Regions from separate parts of the Homo sapiens genome. Here region 2 is linked to region 1. A link is a loop called in an ENCODE intact Hi-C map of the cell type or tissue named here. Cell type or tissue: ascending aorta. All regions are shown on one strand.

Region 1 (8,000 bases):
CAACTTCAATTTTTACCACCTCTGGGAACATCTTATTTTCTACTCTGGCCAAATATCTTCCAACCATATCATAGAAAAGAAATCTAAGTCCATGATTCCAGAATTTTGCTTATTCCCATGCCTCCTGCAGGAATATCCTCCCCTCTGAACTCAACCAGAATGCCTCAGTTTCTCCAGGGACTAAGGACAGTTATTTTCTCTCCTTGTATCAGAGTTCAGCCTAGGAAGCAGAGACCATCCCAGATACTTTCAGCAGAAATGGATTCAATTCAGGGAAATAGTCAGAAGAGCTGGAAGATCAGGAGGTTGCCTCTCAGTTATGGATTGTAAGGTCACACCATTTTAGTTGCAGTCTAGCAGTGAGGAAGTTACTGCTATAGGAGCTTCTTGTCGTCACCAAGCTGGTGACTATGCGTTCAAACGCAAAGTAAAGACTATTTTGATCAAATCAGTGAATAAGTGCCATAATCTTTTGCAGATTTAATTGTGAACCAGTGAATTTGAGAGAACATCTAACTTCAATTTGATTCTTTATATTTAAAAATAGTTTACTAACAAAAGTAATGCATTCTAAGTGGAGAAAATACTCAAACAATACAAAAATTTATCCTTAAGGACCTCCCCAACTGAAGTCCACATCCCTGAGGTAACCATGGTGCATAACTGGCTTCCAGCTTTCAAACCTTATTATGGAAATGTACTACAAATACACACACACACACAACCCTGCCCCCAACACACACACACACACACACACACAGACAGTACTTCCGCCCCCAAACAGGATCATATTATAAACATGACATTGACAATTGTATTTTCCACTTCACTGCATATGACCTCTATTTCTTTCCGTGTATATTTTAAGGGCAGTGTAGTATTCCATTCTGTGTGGTGTTTTACATTCAGTTTCTCATTTTTGTATTATAATTCACAGTTTGCAAAGCATCTTCATATTCATCATGTCATGGCTGAAAGCTTTGGTCAAACGAATCTGTGCTCAATGCAATAAAAAAGAAGGACTCAACAATCACTTTTCACATTAGTCCTCTATATACATATGACCTAAGAACCCAGAGGGGACTTACTGGCGTGGTCTGGATTTGTTGGTATTTTAAAACATTTTTTTGAGTGACTCAATCAGCAAGAGAGCAAATGGAAATAAGGTTTCAATTTGTTTCTTCTTCTGCTGTGATCCCATTGAGTTCCTGAGCACCAGTGTTGAAGGGTAGATTGAATTAGGCAGCCTAAGTTTGACCAGAAGACTAAATTTCCCTTGGTGACTTCATCTGAGCTGTGACACTTTCCCCGATTTCATAGGGAACTCCTTGGAGACTGAGAGTGAGTTGAAAAGCTGGCTCAGTGTTTGCTGAGAGTAAATCTACTTTATGAGGCAGCTATATGGGGGAGGGGAATGTTATTTTAACACCTCTCCTACTCAGTGCTCTAGTGGAATGCTCAAGGTCCCAGCCTCTTTTTGTGCTACTTAAGCAGCAAATGATTTTTTACACTAGGAAGACTCAACTCCTTTAGAAAAGAATATTCTTTGTATTGCTATACCCTTTACTAGAGATTCTTAAGATCCTTCCGGATGCAAAATGCAGAGTTGTCTATTCAGTACCATTTGACCATCTCTCAGATACCCTGGTGTTTAGTTTCAAGCCATTCATCATGGCTTGAAATGCAACATAAGAGGAGGCAAAAGTCCTAAAAGGTCTTTGTCACACTTGAAAAACACACACAGAATACCTGAAGGGGCCCTCTCTATCTTCTGTCTTCTCTTGCTTTCTCTCATTGGCCCAATAGCAAGCAGTAGTGATACACAACTCTGACCCTCCCAAACCTCATGTCTTTCTCATATTGTCAGAGGCATTTAAACTAGAGCAACTCCATCTTGAATAGGGTCTGGGTGAAATGATGCTGACACCTACTGGGCTGCATTCTCAGGAGGTGAGGTATTCTTGGTGCCTAAGGGATGAGATAGGAGATTAGCACAAGACACAAGTCACAAAGAACCCACTGATAAAACAGGATGCAATAAAGAAGCCAGCCAAAACCCTCCAAATCCAACATGGTGATGAAAGCAACCTCTGGTCATCCTCACTGCTCATTATTTATTAATTATAATGCATTAGCATGCTAGAAGACACTTGCACCAGGGCCATGACAGTTTACAAACGCTATGTCCAGAAGTTACCCTATGAGGTCTGAAAAGGGGAAGAACCCTCAGTTCTGGGAATTACCCACCCCTTTCCCAGAAAACTCGTGAATAATCCACTCCTTATTTAACATATGATCAAGAAATAACCATAAAAATAGCCAACCAGTAGCCTTTGGGGCTGCTTTGCCTGTGGAGTAGCCGTTCTTTTATTCCTTTACTTTCTTAAAAACTTGCTTTTACTTTACTCTGTGGACTCGTCTTGAATTATTTCTCACATGAGATCCAAGAACCCCCTGTTGGGGTCTGTATTGGGACCCTTTTCTGGTAACAGCATTGAAAAATACAATCATGACTTCCCAATGGCCATCCAAAGTCTTGATTCATTGCAGTGTTAATTCAAAAATCTAAAGGCTGAGTCCAAAACCTCATCTGAGACTCTTCTCCTTCTACCTATGAATCTGCAAAATTAAAAACAAGTTAGTTATTTCTGAAATAAAATGGGGGTATAGCCATTGGGTAAACATTCTTATTCCTAGAGGGAGAAATCAGAAAAAAGAAAGGGGCTACAAGACCCATACAAGTTCAAAACCCAGCAGAGCATCCACTAAATCTTAAAGCTCTGAAATAATCTCCTTTGACTCAATGTCCCATACCCAGGGCACACTGCTGCAAGGGGTGGGCTCCCAAGGCCCTGGGCAGCTCTGCTCTTGTGGCTTTGCAGGTATCAGCCCCATGGCTGCTCCTGTGTGTTGGAGTTGAATGCCTGCAACTTTTCCAGGCACCAGGTAAAAGCTACAGGTGGATCTACCATTCCGGGGTCTGGAGGATGGTGGCACTATCTCACAGCTCCACTAGGCAGTGTCCCATTGGGAACTCTGTGTGGGGGCTCCAATTACACATTTCCCCTTGGCACTGCCTTAGTAGAAGTTCTCTGGGAGGACTCTGCCCTTGTAGCGGGCTATTGCCTGGGCACTCACGCTTTCTCATATAGCCTCTGAAATCTAAGCAGAAGCTACCAAGCATTCTTCACTCTCGAACTCTGCACACTCACAGGCTTAACACCACATGGAAATCACCAAGGCTATGGCTGGAGCCCTCTGGAGCAGTCGCCTGAGCTGTATCTTGTCTCCTTTGAGCTGAGGCTGGAGCTGAAGTGGCCAGGATGTGGGGAGTAGTGTGTGAGGCTGGGCAGGGCAGGGCAGCAGGGCCCTGGGCCTGGCCCACAAAACCATTTTTCCCTCCTAGGTCTCTGGGCTTGTGATGGGAGGGGCTGCAGTGAAGTTCTCTGAAATGCCTTTGAAGTCTTTTTCCAGGTGTATTGTATATTAGCACCTGGCTTCCTTTCAGTTATGCAAATATCTCTAGCAAATGGTTGCTCCATAGCCAGCTTGAATTCCTCTCCCAAAAAAAGCTTTATCTTTCTCTGCCACATGACCAGGGTGCAAATTGTCCAAACTTTTATGCTCTGCTTTCCTTTTAAATATAAATTCCAACATTAAGTCATTTCTTTGCTCCAGCATCTGAGGCTAGGTTGTTAGAAGCAGCCAGGCCACATCTTGAATGCTTTACTGCTTAGAAATTGATTCCACCAGATACCTTAAATCATCACTATGAAGTTCAACCTTCTGCAAATCCCTAGAGCAGGAACACAATGCAGCCAACTTCTTTTGCTAAGGCATAACAAGCGTGACCTTTGCTCTAGCTCCCAATAAATTCCTCATTTCTATTTGAGGCCCCATCAGTCTGGCCTTCACTCTCCTTATTTCTATCAGCATTTTGGTCACAACCACTTAACAAGTCTCTAAGAAGTTCCAAACTTTTCCTTGTGTTCTTGTCATCTTCTGAGCGCTCCAAACTCCTCCAACCTCTGCCTATTACTCAGTTCCAAAGGCACTTCCACATTTTCAGGTATCTTTATAGCAATGCCCCACTTCTCATTACCAATTTTCTGTATTATGCTGTTCCTGCATTGCACAGAACACCTGACAATGGGTAATTTGTAAGAAAAGAGATTTAATTACCTCACAGTTCTGTGGGCATTACAAGATGCATGGTGCTGGCATCTGCTCAGCTTCTGGGGAGGCCTCAGGAAGCTTACAATCACGATACAAGGTGAAGGGGGAACAGGCATGTCACATTAGAACAGGAGCCAGAAAAGGGGAGAGCAAGGTGCCATATACTTATTAACAGTCAGATCTTGTAAGAAGTCACTCACTATTGTGAGGATTAGTACCAAGAGGATGGTGCCAAACTGTTGAGAAATCACTCCGATAATTCAATCGCCTCCCACCGGGTTCCTCCTCCAATACTGGAGATTATAATTGAACATGAAATTTGGGTGGGAACAAATATACAAACTTTATCAACAATGGGGAAAGGGCTCCCTATTCAATAAATGGTCCTGGGATACCTGGCTAGCTATATGCAGAAGATTGAAACTGGAGTCCCTACCTTATATCATATACAAAAATCAACTCCAGGTAGATTAAAGACTTAAATGTAGCCAGGCATGGTGGCTCACACCTGTAATCCCAGCACTTTGGGAGGCCAAGGCAGGTGGATTACCTGAGGTCAGGAGTTCAAGACCAGCCTGGCTGACATAGAGAAACCCCGTCTCTACTAAAAATACAAAAAAAAATTAACCAGGCATGGTGGCAAGTGCCTATAATCCCAGCTACTCGGGAGGCTGGGTCAGGAGAATCACTTGAACTGAGGGGGCAGAGGTTGCAGCGAGCCGAGATTGCGCCATTCACTCCAGCCTGGGCAAAAGAGTGAAACTCCGTCTAAAAAAAAAGAAAAAAAAAAAAGACTTAAATGTAAAACCTAAAATTATAAAACTCTGGATGATAACCTAGGAAATACCATTCTGGACATAGCCATGGCAAAGATTTTATGATGAAGATGCCAAATGCAATTGCAACAAAAACAAACATTGATAAATGAGACCTAATTAAACTAAAGAGCTTCTGCACAGCAAAAGAAACTATCAACAGAGTAAACAGACAACCTATAGAATGGCAGAAAAATATTTGTGAGCTATGTATCCCACAAAGACCTGATATCCAGGATCTATAAGGAAATTAAACAAATTAAAAAGCAAGAACCAAACAACCCAATTAAAAAGTGGGCAAGGACATGAACAGACACTTTTCAAAAGAAAACATACATACTGCCAACAAGCAAATGAAAAAATGCTCAACATCACTAATCATTAGAGAAATGCAAATGAAAACCAAAATGAGATACCATCTCATACCAGTTAAGAGTGGCTATTGCTAAAAAGTCAGAAAATAACGATGCTTGTGAGGTTGTGGCGAAAAGGCAATGCTTGTACACTGCTTGTGGGAATAAAAATTAGTTCAGCTGTTGCGGAAAGAAGTTTGGTGATTTCTCAAAGAACTTAAAACAGAACTACCATTCCACTCAGCAATCTCATTATTTGGTGTATACCCAAAGGAATATAAATCATTCTGCCATAAAGACATATGCATGCATGGGTTCATTGCAGCACTATTCACAATAGCAAAGAACTGCAACCAACCTAAACGCCCCTCAATGGTAGACTGGATAAAGAGGATGTGGTACGTACACCGCATGGAATACTATGCAGCCATAAAAAAGAACAAGATCATGTCCTTTGCAGGGACATGGATGGAGCTGGAGGCCACTATCCTAAGGGAATTATCATGGTAACAGAAAACCAAATATTGCATATTCTCATTTATAAGTGGGAGCTAAACATTGAATACACGTGGACAAAAAGAAAGGAACAATAGACACGGGGGCCTACTTGAGGGTAGAGGGTTGGAGGAGCATTAGGATAAAAAAACTACCTAATGGGTACAATGCTTATTATCTGGGTGACAAAATAATCTGTACACCAAACCCCTGTGACACACAATTTACCTATATAACAAAACTGCATATGTACCCCTCAACCTAAAATAAAAGTTTAAAAAAAGGAGGAAGGCAGGAAATTTTGTGCGGTCAAAAATGCTCAGAGAACATTCTAGGCCTTTCACATGGGAAGAAGGGCCAGACAAAGGAAGTGAATGAACATCAAAAGAAGGGTGGAAGGAGAAGAATATGAACTGTGGTGGCAGCTTTGATGATGGCTTCACAATCCCCAAAGACTATCTGTGTGCGGGCGTGTTATATCCATGTTGGAAATGGCAGAATTGTGTGTGAAGCACTCTTTCTAGTAACATTGTAACATCTCAGGATGACAGGACTTGAATTGTTTCACTTTGACTAAATGTGCAGAAGAGAAGGCTGCCTGGAGACTATTGTATTACACACAGCAGTGAGGATGGCTTGTGCAGAAAGGTAGGAAGTGTGATAGATGAGAAAAGCACTAGTGGCATTTTGCCAGCTCGCGATAAGTATCTGGTACATCTGCGGCATCACCAAGAGGTCTCTGATTTAGCAAAAGCATCATAAAGATATTCGGTGTCATAAAAGTAACACTTTATTTAACCTTCCTGTACAAACTTTAGGAGCATTAATCTGTCACAGTAGGCTCTATCTTGTACATGTAAATGGATGAGACTCTGTAATCAAATCCTAAATGTGTATTTGTAGCAATACGGCTTTTCAGAAGAATGTATGATGGGAAGCAACAGACGGAGCAGGGGACAATTAAAGAGACAGCACCATGCTCCGCGAGACCTTTTACTCCCTGAATGGAGTTTCCCAGGACTGCACTGATTTCTGAATTTTCTTCTTTATTTACCAGCTAGCATAACTTTATTGGGACCCCACAAGGCCTCTCCTACTCTATCGCCTGCAATGGAGACTCATTTAGGCAGAGAGAAACCTTGCAAGGATGTGATTCAAGGAGCATTCTAATTTCCTTTCAATACCAGCTCCAATTATGGATTGCAGATCTGCGTTCAAAATAGTTTGAGTCTGAGAACGGTCCTAAAGAGAAAATGCTTTGTGATTCTTAGACTTGAAAAGGGCAGGCCGCGGCGTCAGGTCTTGGGATTTTTGTTCAGTGCTGTTCCCACCCAGATTGTCCCAGAGGGTCATTTGCAGATGTTGCCAGGCCCACTGGATATTTGGCAGTCTGTTTGGAGCTTATGATTTATTGAGACTTAAATTTCAGTGACTAGAAACAAATTCCTCTTGACCAAAACCAAAAATCTTAGATTGCTTTTGTATAACATATTCATTGTCAGGGGTTGGGGCAGAGGAGAAAGGAAAAGTTTTAGATTTGGCTTCAGATCAGAAGGAAAAGAATGCATTAAACGATATTGATGTGAATAATATCAGCACATTTTCTTTTTAAAAATCTTTGTAAGATTTGCATATGTATTTATTGTGCAAAGCATATGCATCTTGCCTGGAATATATTTCATTGTGTAGCATATGGTTCCTTTCAGCAAAGGATCTTAAATGACTTTAACAGAAAGAGCTCTTCCTTTCATTCACTCCCAGAGAGAAAGGTGCTATTTAAGAGGCAATAACTCTTTCCTAAGGGCTCCACTTAGGCCCTTAGTAACCAACTTGTAACTTGCACGCCCATCAGTTTTTCTCCCTTCACTCTCTCTTGGCAGAGCAGGCTAGACTTAACTGCCCTAGGCAACCCAGACCCTGCAAATTCATAATAGAAAGCAGAAGCATCTCTTACTCACAGTCCTAGAGGTGGGGCTCCTGAAGGGAAATCCAAAGGAATTAGAACCTGGGATAGCATTATCCAATAGAACTATAATGTGAACCCCAAATGGAAGCTGCATATGTAGCCTGGAATTTTCTAGTAGCCATATTTTTTAAAAAGCAGAAAGAAACAAGGAAAATTAATTTTAATAATACATTTTATGCAATCCACAATATTAAT
Region 2 (8,000 bases), 730 kb before region 1:
TATTTAATATTTAAACATTTTAACGTTTAATGCAAAATTTAAAAGATTCAATTAACAGTATTTTAATATTAAACATTGTATTGATTGGATCATTTTGATCATTTAATGAAATAACCCAAGACAAAATTTAACCAAAACATTTTGGAACAGTCTTTCCTTTTGCTGATATTCTAAAGTCTGACAGAAATGCTAATTTTCAATATAGGATTCAAATGAAAGAAAACTTTTATGGCTTAGAGAGGTACATTTTAAAATATTCAATTAAACCATCATATACAGTATTAGCTTAATGACAGCTTTTATAAATTTTATTTTTTATAACAATTACCTGAAAGCCTTTCAGGTCACTTAAAGTATGAGTACCATCTTGGGATTTTCATCTAACTATAAATTCTGGAGGATCAGTTTATTCTGCATTATGGTGTCATAAGTGAAATAGATAGAAGTGGCTTCAAGCAACAAATGGGCTACTAACCAGTTGAATGACTTTAAATTCTGTTTGCCCAAGTTAAACAGTGGGAAAATTAGGGAAATACATACCTACCCCTTTCTACTCTGTAAGATCCATGAGCTAATTTATGTGAACAAAATTCCTTATGATCTTAGAGTTCCATTAGTTCAAATTATCATTATTAGGATGATCATTATTTGGCAAATTTTCTGTCTAGTTCCTCGTCTATTTCAACTCCTTCAGCATAGATGATTGTGCAAGAAATAATTTGTCTTTTGAATGGCTACAGTAATGTTTGCAGAATATATTGAAGTCAAAAAACTAACTTTCAAACCATTTAACATTCTCTTCTATATTCTTTGTGTTTATTTGGCATATGTACAGATGTATACATATATTAAGTGCCAATAAAATCAAAATCAAATATAAGGAAGATTCTAATATGAGTATCTTTTCTTTATACTATAGTTGGCCTCAAACACTCATACTCTTTCTTACCTGCTCTGGTGACCTTCTAGATTAGAGTTTCAAAGAAACAACCAGAGGTAGTAGCTGTAGCAAGACAGCAGCTGGGACCATACGGATCTCAGCATCCTGCCTTATGGCCATTATCTTTGTTTCTATCTTTATGCTGCCACTATGTCTCCTTGTGCTCTCTCTGCGTCCTCTCCTCCCGCCTCCTCCTCTTCCTGACTCCACTCCCATGGCTCCCTGTAACTCACCCATCCTCCTTCTTCACTTTTTTTCTCTATTGATATAAGATAAGCAAGATTTTTCCTAGTTAGGAAAAAAATTTTAAATATTTTTAAAAGTGTATATAGCTATGCAGCTACTATACCCTAATTCTCATAACAACCATTAACAAATGAAGAAAAATATAATTTTTGTATACATTATCCATTAGAGTATATTAGATTGTAGGTCCCTTAAGGGCTGAAAAAATAGAGATTTAAAATAAATGCAACAATTTTTTCATTTTTCTGTGTGGGAGTAGGTTGTTGCTGTAACAAAAAATAATTTGAGACTAACAACAAGAAAGAATAGTGAGTAATATTCTTCCCCCCTTCCCCAACTGCTGAAAGTGAAAATCATGTCAGCATCAAGTCATTTTTGCCACATCCCTTGTTAACAGCTTTTTCAGGGTGGGTCATAGTTCTATGTTTTGTTAGTGTCTTAACTCCATAGTGACATGCTTAAATCTTATTCCACATTGATTTTGTAGTGTGTGTGTGTGTATATATATATTTTTAGAACATCTCCTGATGATAGAATTAAATATTAAGTTATTATCAACTTGTCTAAAAATTTATAAGCTTTGAATGAAAAATAAATTTACTAATATAAGTTCATAATTGATTTTTTTCTCTTTGGAATATGTGTATGATGTATCACTGTGAATGTCTAAAAAAGTAAACTTACTGTTTGCCTGTCTCCAGAAAAAAAAGTGGGACCTAATCAAACTGCCGTGGGGTCAACCCTTGTGGTTTTAAAGGCCCTTAATGTTGTCCAGCTGCAAAATAAAAGGAATTGGGAGGGGAAGTTGGAAGGAGTGGAGGGGGTTGGGGGGGAGGAATGTGTGGAAAAGAACAGGGAGTCTGGCTTTTATTTTTTTTTTAAGTGAGTTCAGTGCCAGCCTGGACATTGGCTGTACAGACTATTGAGCCATTGTCTGCTCCATTTCCAGAATAGCCCCCAGTTAATCACTTCGGCTTTGAAGGGAATTTCCTCGTGGAATTCTCCACAGAAAATCTAATCAACTGACCTGCCCTCTCAACAATGGAAGGCTTTTTTTTCCTCTCTTTCCCTTATTGGGGCGGGCTCTGTAATGTAGCCTTTTGTGCAGAATGAACCCTCCCAGTAGGAGTGGAGAGCGTGCGTGAGTGAGTGTGTGTGTGTGTGTGTGTGTGTGTGCATGCGTGTGTGAAGAATGCACACTATCTCCTGTTGGTAAGTGTGTGCTTACTCCCTGACCAGATGCTGCGGTGCACGGGGCAGCCACCATCTCTGCATGCATGTCTGTGTAAGTGTCTCTCTCTCTGTGTGTATGTGCCTCTGTCATTTCGTGTCAAAGGTACATTACCTGATTACCTTTCTCGGCTGCCAGATTTTTATCTAGATAATTGGAACTGCTATGGAGGCTGTGCCTTGCCAGCCAGCTTAGAATCTGTAAAGCCATAGTTTGTCCACCTTGTTATCTGTGGCTGCCTGGGCAGAGGAAATTAAAGAGATCCACAGCCAGGGGGGCGCTTCCTACTCCTGACCTCCCCAGCGATCCCAAACAGGACAGTTTGTTAGTACCGTCTTTTTGTTTTTATGTTTTGATTTCGTTTTGGGTTTTTGTTCGCTCGTGTATGTTATTTTGGCATGTGGATACCTATTCCCCTCCACATCGCACATCGTGTTTTATGGAGTTTAGAGCTGAGGAAACTTTGGTCGGGTTGCCAGGACGTTCGCACCACTTTGCGGAAAGCACGAGCTAACAGTGAGACCGACAGAGTGAGTGACAAGTTGTTTACAGGTTTCCTTGAAGGGGCCTCTGCTATATTTCAATCTGTCAAAGTTGCTTTTCTTCCCTCAGAACAATGCCTGATTGTTGTGTGTGTGTGAGTGTGTGTGTGTGTGTGTGCGTGTATTTCCGTGTGTGAACGGAGAGAGCCTAGAAAAGGGTGAGAAGGAATAACAATTCTTTGTGTAAAAATGCTATTACTAACATTAAATTTTTTGCTTAATTAGTTAATAAATGCAGTTTAATCGAGCTTCTGTTATTATATAGACTAGGTTTTTAATCAGCAGCAAATACGTTTTACAAAATCATACTGTTCTGCGTGTGTATGTGTGTGTGTGAGTTTTATGATTTAGAAGACAGAGTATGGGAGACGTGTTAAATGAGTTGACTTCTCACATTCAGTGATGTCTAGAAGAGAGAATTAAAAGGAAAGGACAGGCACCCTGAGGTTGTCTAGAGCCTTGCAGCCGGAGCGTGTGGCTCCGCGGAGGGGGGAGCAGCCAGACTCCGCTGCTGGAAGTGCACTACCCCTTTAAGAGACTGGTCAAGGAGTCCTAGGAGAGAGAGGAGGGGAAGGAGGGGGGGAGAAAGAGAGAGAGAGAGAGAGAGAGAGAGACAGAGAGAGAGAGGGAGAGAGAGAGAGAGAGAGAGGGAGGGAGGGAGGGGGGGAAGAGACAGAGAGAAAATCAATTGGTTTAGAAGGTTTGGACTCACTTGACAGGTTCAGTTGGAGACGATCATAGGTGGCTGCTGTGACAAAGGGAAATTGTGCTTTTCCAGCATGCTTACTGACCCTGATTTACCTCAGGAGTTTGAAAGGTGAGTACAGTTTTTTCCCCCTAATATATTGAAGTACAACTCTCCCATTTTACAGTAGTCTCTGAATCATTGGAAGATGCTCCCCCAAAACGTGTTTGTTAGAGAAGCCTTTAGCTAGGGCTTCTGCAATCTTGTTAGCTGATTTTTTGTTGTGATTGCCCGGACCAAACTGAACTGATTTGCAAAGTCTCCGAGATTTCTGCTAATGTTTTTAGGTTGCGTCCTATAACAGCAAATTAAATGAACCTTAAGCATCTCTCTCTCTCTCCCCAACTCGCTGCTTCTGTCTTTCTCATTCACTCTCTTACTTTCTTCCTTCATTGATTGTTTTCTCCCCACCTTTTAAAAACGCTTTTGTGCAGAATGTTACCATTTTCAGCATCTCTGTCTCATGTAATTTCTAGGGTGACAGAAGGTTTTAGTGGTGCTTTAAACGGAGGCTATAAGTTCCTATTTGATCCTTCCGTAAAACTTTGGAAGCTGCTCAGTAAAGCACATGACCTTTTGTTGATATAAGAGAGCGTTTTTTCCCCCCAAAGAAAATTTAACATCATCGCTATATTAGATTACTCCCTAAGTGTCAAAAATAGGGGCGAAAAGGGGATAAATGGAGCTGTTCCCTTTCTAAGTTTTAGTGGCCACTTTTTGTGTTAGCTGTCTTGACTGAATTTTAATTTACTGTATTTTCCCCTTTTGCTATGATGGGAATAGTGTATTTGTAATTAAGTTGTTCCTATTTAGAGAAATATCTGCAGCATCCTTTTATTTGATGTTGTTGCAAGTAAAGCAGGGCTTTGAAAGAATTTTAGCCCTCTTAATGTTCCTATAAGTACACATTGCAATTTTTAAATTTGAGTTCTTATCCCAGCATAAGTTCATTTTTTTGAACTATAAATAGAATTTTGTTTGCCATTAAAAAGAATTCAAACTTTGTATTCTGTATGGTGAATTAAAAAAAAAAAAGCTAAAAAAAGCCAGGATGCATGATACCCAGGCTTTTTTTCATTTTCATGAAAGCTACCTTCTGTATAAACATTTGTTGTATCTGACTATGCAATGCAAGCTAGGTGCTAGACCAGCTGGTTAAAAATATGCTAAGTCAAGCTGTTCATCGCTCAAACGACTGAATTTGATATGAAAAGACGAAAAAAGAAAGGACAAAGATTAAAACATTCTAGAAGTGAAGCAATGGAAGAGAAAAAGAGTATTGAGGATAAAGTAACGCTTGAATGTGGTCACATATTAGAAAAGCCAGTATCAAATCAGGGAAGAAAGTAAAATAGCCAACACATATACTTCGGTGCTGTCATCTTTCTTTGATTTCTTCTGTGTTTTTTTTTTTAATAATTAAATTGCATCTTTACTAGATAATTCCAGCGAATGTTTGAGCTTTCTTAACAGTTTTGAATTAAAATTTTCACTTCTATATATTAACTCTTTAATTAGTGAGCTTTTATTTGCAAATATAGCCTTATATCATAGGTAGATGTTGAAGTTATTCATAGTGGAACATACTGTACATTACCTAATGTAGCGATTTGCTAATTTAACACAGTTAAGTTTTCTAGAATGCACAGAGTAGCACTTAAATGATAATATTCTTTAATTCTAATTATACTTTTTGCAAATACAACTCTGAGGCTGATTTGTAAGCCTGTTAACAGATTGTACTTATAAAAAGGTAGTTACATATTAACAGGCTGTAGCCTATTTCTCTATATAGGCAAGCTTCCTGCTGTGAACTTTATTTGTATTTTTTTTTCAATTATCTCTTTTTAAACTAAACTTTTCCCTTTCCTATTCTGATGCTCAAATCTGTTAACATCTTTTTTCCTCCTGGTGGGAATTTCATTTTTTTTTTTCACCCAGAGGCATGCTTTTCTAACTAGCTAATTAAATAAGCAAGTGATAATCAATAGGGTTGTTAGTATGACTATCATATTTAGAAATATTAGTAGCTAAAATAATTCTGAAAAATGTCACACAATATAACGTTCCTTAATAATTTCCCCTGTGGTTGTAATTGGTAATACATACAAAGATCTCAGCAAATCATTACTATTTGTTTACATTGAATTTGTACGGGTGAGTGTCTCTATAGGCACCCATGCATGATACAGTGTATCATGTAGACACAATATTGAATATTTATATTCTTCAAAGGAGGTATTTATGATGTAACTAAACTATCACATATAATTAGATTTTTTGCCTTTTCAACTATTTGCAACTTTCATTGAATAAATAGGTCATTTCTATTGACTGTTAATTTTTATTCTATTGGGTCACTTGCTATAGATGAATTTCCCACTTAAACTTAGAAATCTAAAAGAAGACTTCTAAATTTCTTTGTGAAATAGAGAACTTTGATCTAGAGGACATAATAAATTGCTTAGGGTTCATGTACTGTAAAAGTTTTATGTGATCATTTTTACTAATTTCATTGGTAGAGTCTTGTCCATCTTTTATTCTTCCCAGCCTGTAGACTATTTGAACTTTAAGGAATATTCAGAACTTAAATATCAGGATCAAAATTTGGATTTAGATTTGTATATGTCTATATTATCATCCCTAGAAATGAACATGGTCAGTACTCTCAGACTAATAAGCAGTTGTTAAATAGTTAAGAAGTAGTAACAATTTCATTGTCTGTTAAAAATATGCAGGAGGTAGTGCAAATAGAACAGTGATTCTAAAAGGTAAAGAACTTGAAATATTTTTATTTTCAAGCATTCTTGTGATAAACTGATTATGATTACTGAAAAACACAACTCCAAGGTGGGAAGCAAATGGGTGTATATATTCTAAAAAATTATTTGTAAGGAAAGTCTTCTACATTTTACCGTTTAAAGGAAACATAGCTGGCAACATGGTCTAAATGTGAGTAATAGCATCATTAGAATGAACGCCCGAAGTCTCCCCACATTTTTAAAAGAAGTCAATAAATTTATATATTTAACTGAAAGTAGATAATGAAAAATTGTGACTTAAGGTTTTCCTTTGAGAATGTCACCTACTTTTTGATATTTCAAGGATGAAAAGAAAATATTTGCCTTAAATGTCAATATTAGTTTGTTCATGATAAGTAAAAATGTCCATTTTTGATAGTTTCTCAATATTCTATTTCTTTCCTTTTAATTTTATCTGTCCTCTTTGGTTGTAACATAATAGTTTTGTGTCTAAGCTTCCCGTTACAGTTTCTAATTGCTTTATGTTAGAAACTTAAATAGCAAGTGTAAGACGATTGCTTAAGAAGACAGTTCTGATAATGTCTAGAAAGGAGAAAAAAAGTTGGGATTGAAAGTAGTGGGATTATGCAAATTAGGTTGTTAGTATCACCTATTTGATTGCTTCTCCCAAATTGGTGCAGACAACAGACAGCAGATTTTCTACATGTTGAAAGGAACACTACAATAGTAAAACCTTCTGCAATAAAAATTAACTTATTTACTTCACATTTCCATCAAATTTATTTCTGGTCATGCTGACTAAATAATTTTTTTCTTATTAGGACACTTTTCAGTGTTTTTCTGAAGAAAGAAATATATATCAGGTGCTGTTACAAACTAATTCGTAAAATTCCCATGAAAAGCTACTGCTAGACATTTGCAGAAAACTACTCTCTGACATTAGTGGTATTTTAGTTACCTAAAGTTTGACCATAGTCATGAAATATTTATGACACAGATATATTTTGCTTAATTAAAAACCTTAACAACAACAACAAAAAAATCCGTTGTGCTCATGAGTGATAAGTACATTCAGGTTAGCAGGCACACTCTAGGTGTGAATCACAGAAAAGTTATCTGTTCACATTCTGTCACCTAATGGCAACTGTAAACCTGTAAGTTTGATTTTACGTTTTCAGGATGTTCTCATAGGCTTTGATAATTTTATTTATATTTTATTTACTACTACATTGTAGAGGAGACAATGTCTACAACTGAATATAGATTTTAATTACCGTGTCAATAATTTGCAAGCTAACTGAGCTAAGACATTGGTTTGGAATGCAGCTTGCATGAGGCAGTTCATAAACCACATTTCTATCACTCTCATGCTGGAATACTGTCCTGAAGACTTGGCAGGAGACCTGACTGATTACCAGGAACAATTAAGGGTTAAATGTCAGGTGACATTGTGTACTGCTCAGTTTTTAGCAGGTTTGATAGACACAGAAATGTGCAAATATTATGATTACTTCACATATTGGTGTGTCCTTAT

Evidence for each region. A loop is a pair of places that touch in the nucleus more often than their neighbours do. Peaks named below come from ENCODE experiments on the same cell type or tissue, not always from the same donor. Only the 100,000 strongest peaks of a DNase experiment are listed, where the experiment ranks them.
Region 2: a loop joins it to region 1, with 1.9 times the contacts of the local background. A loop is called at or near these places in 4 of 110 quality-filtered maps.

Annotation. Positions count from the first base shown.
Region 1 is chr12:23,211,278-23,219,277 of GRCh38, reverse strand. No RefSeq gene overlaps it. Among named protein-coding and RNA genes, the nearest start is that of LINC02955, 520 kb to the right of the region's middle. In ascending aorta, no CTCF peak of the experiment used is centred here; no DNase peak of the experiment used is centred here; H3K4me3 peaks cover 401 bases; H3K27ac peaks cover 1,314 bases.
Region 2 is chr12:23,945,340-23,953,339 of GRCh38, reverse strand. SOX5 (SRY-box transcription factor 5) reads left to right here and starts at 3,670. Exons shown (of 15, transcript NM_006940.6): 1 at 3,670-3,776. The coding sequence starts at 3,739. In ascending aorta, no CTCF peak of the experiment used is centred here; a DNase peak (open chromatin) is centred at 3,469; H3K4me3 peaks cover 4,245 bases.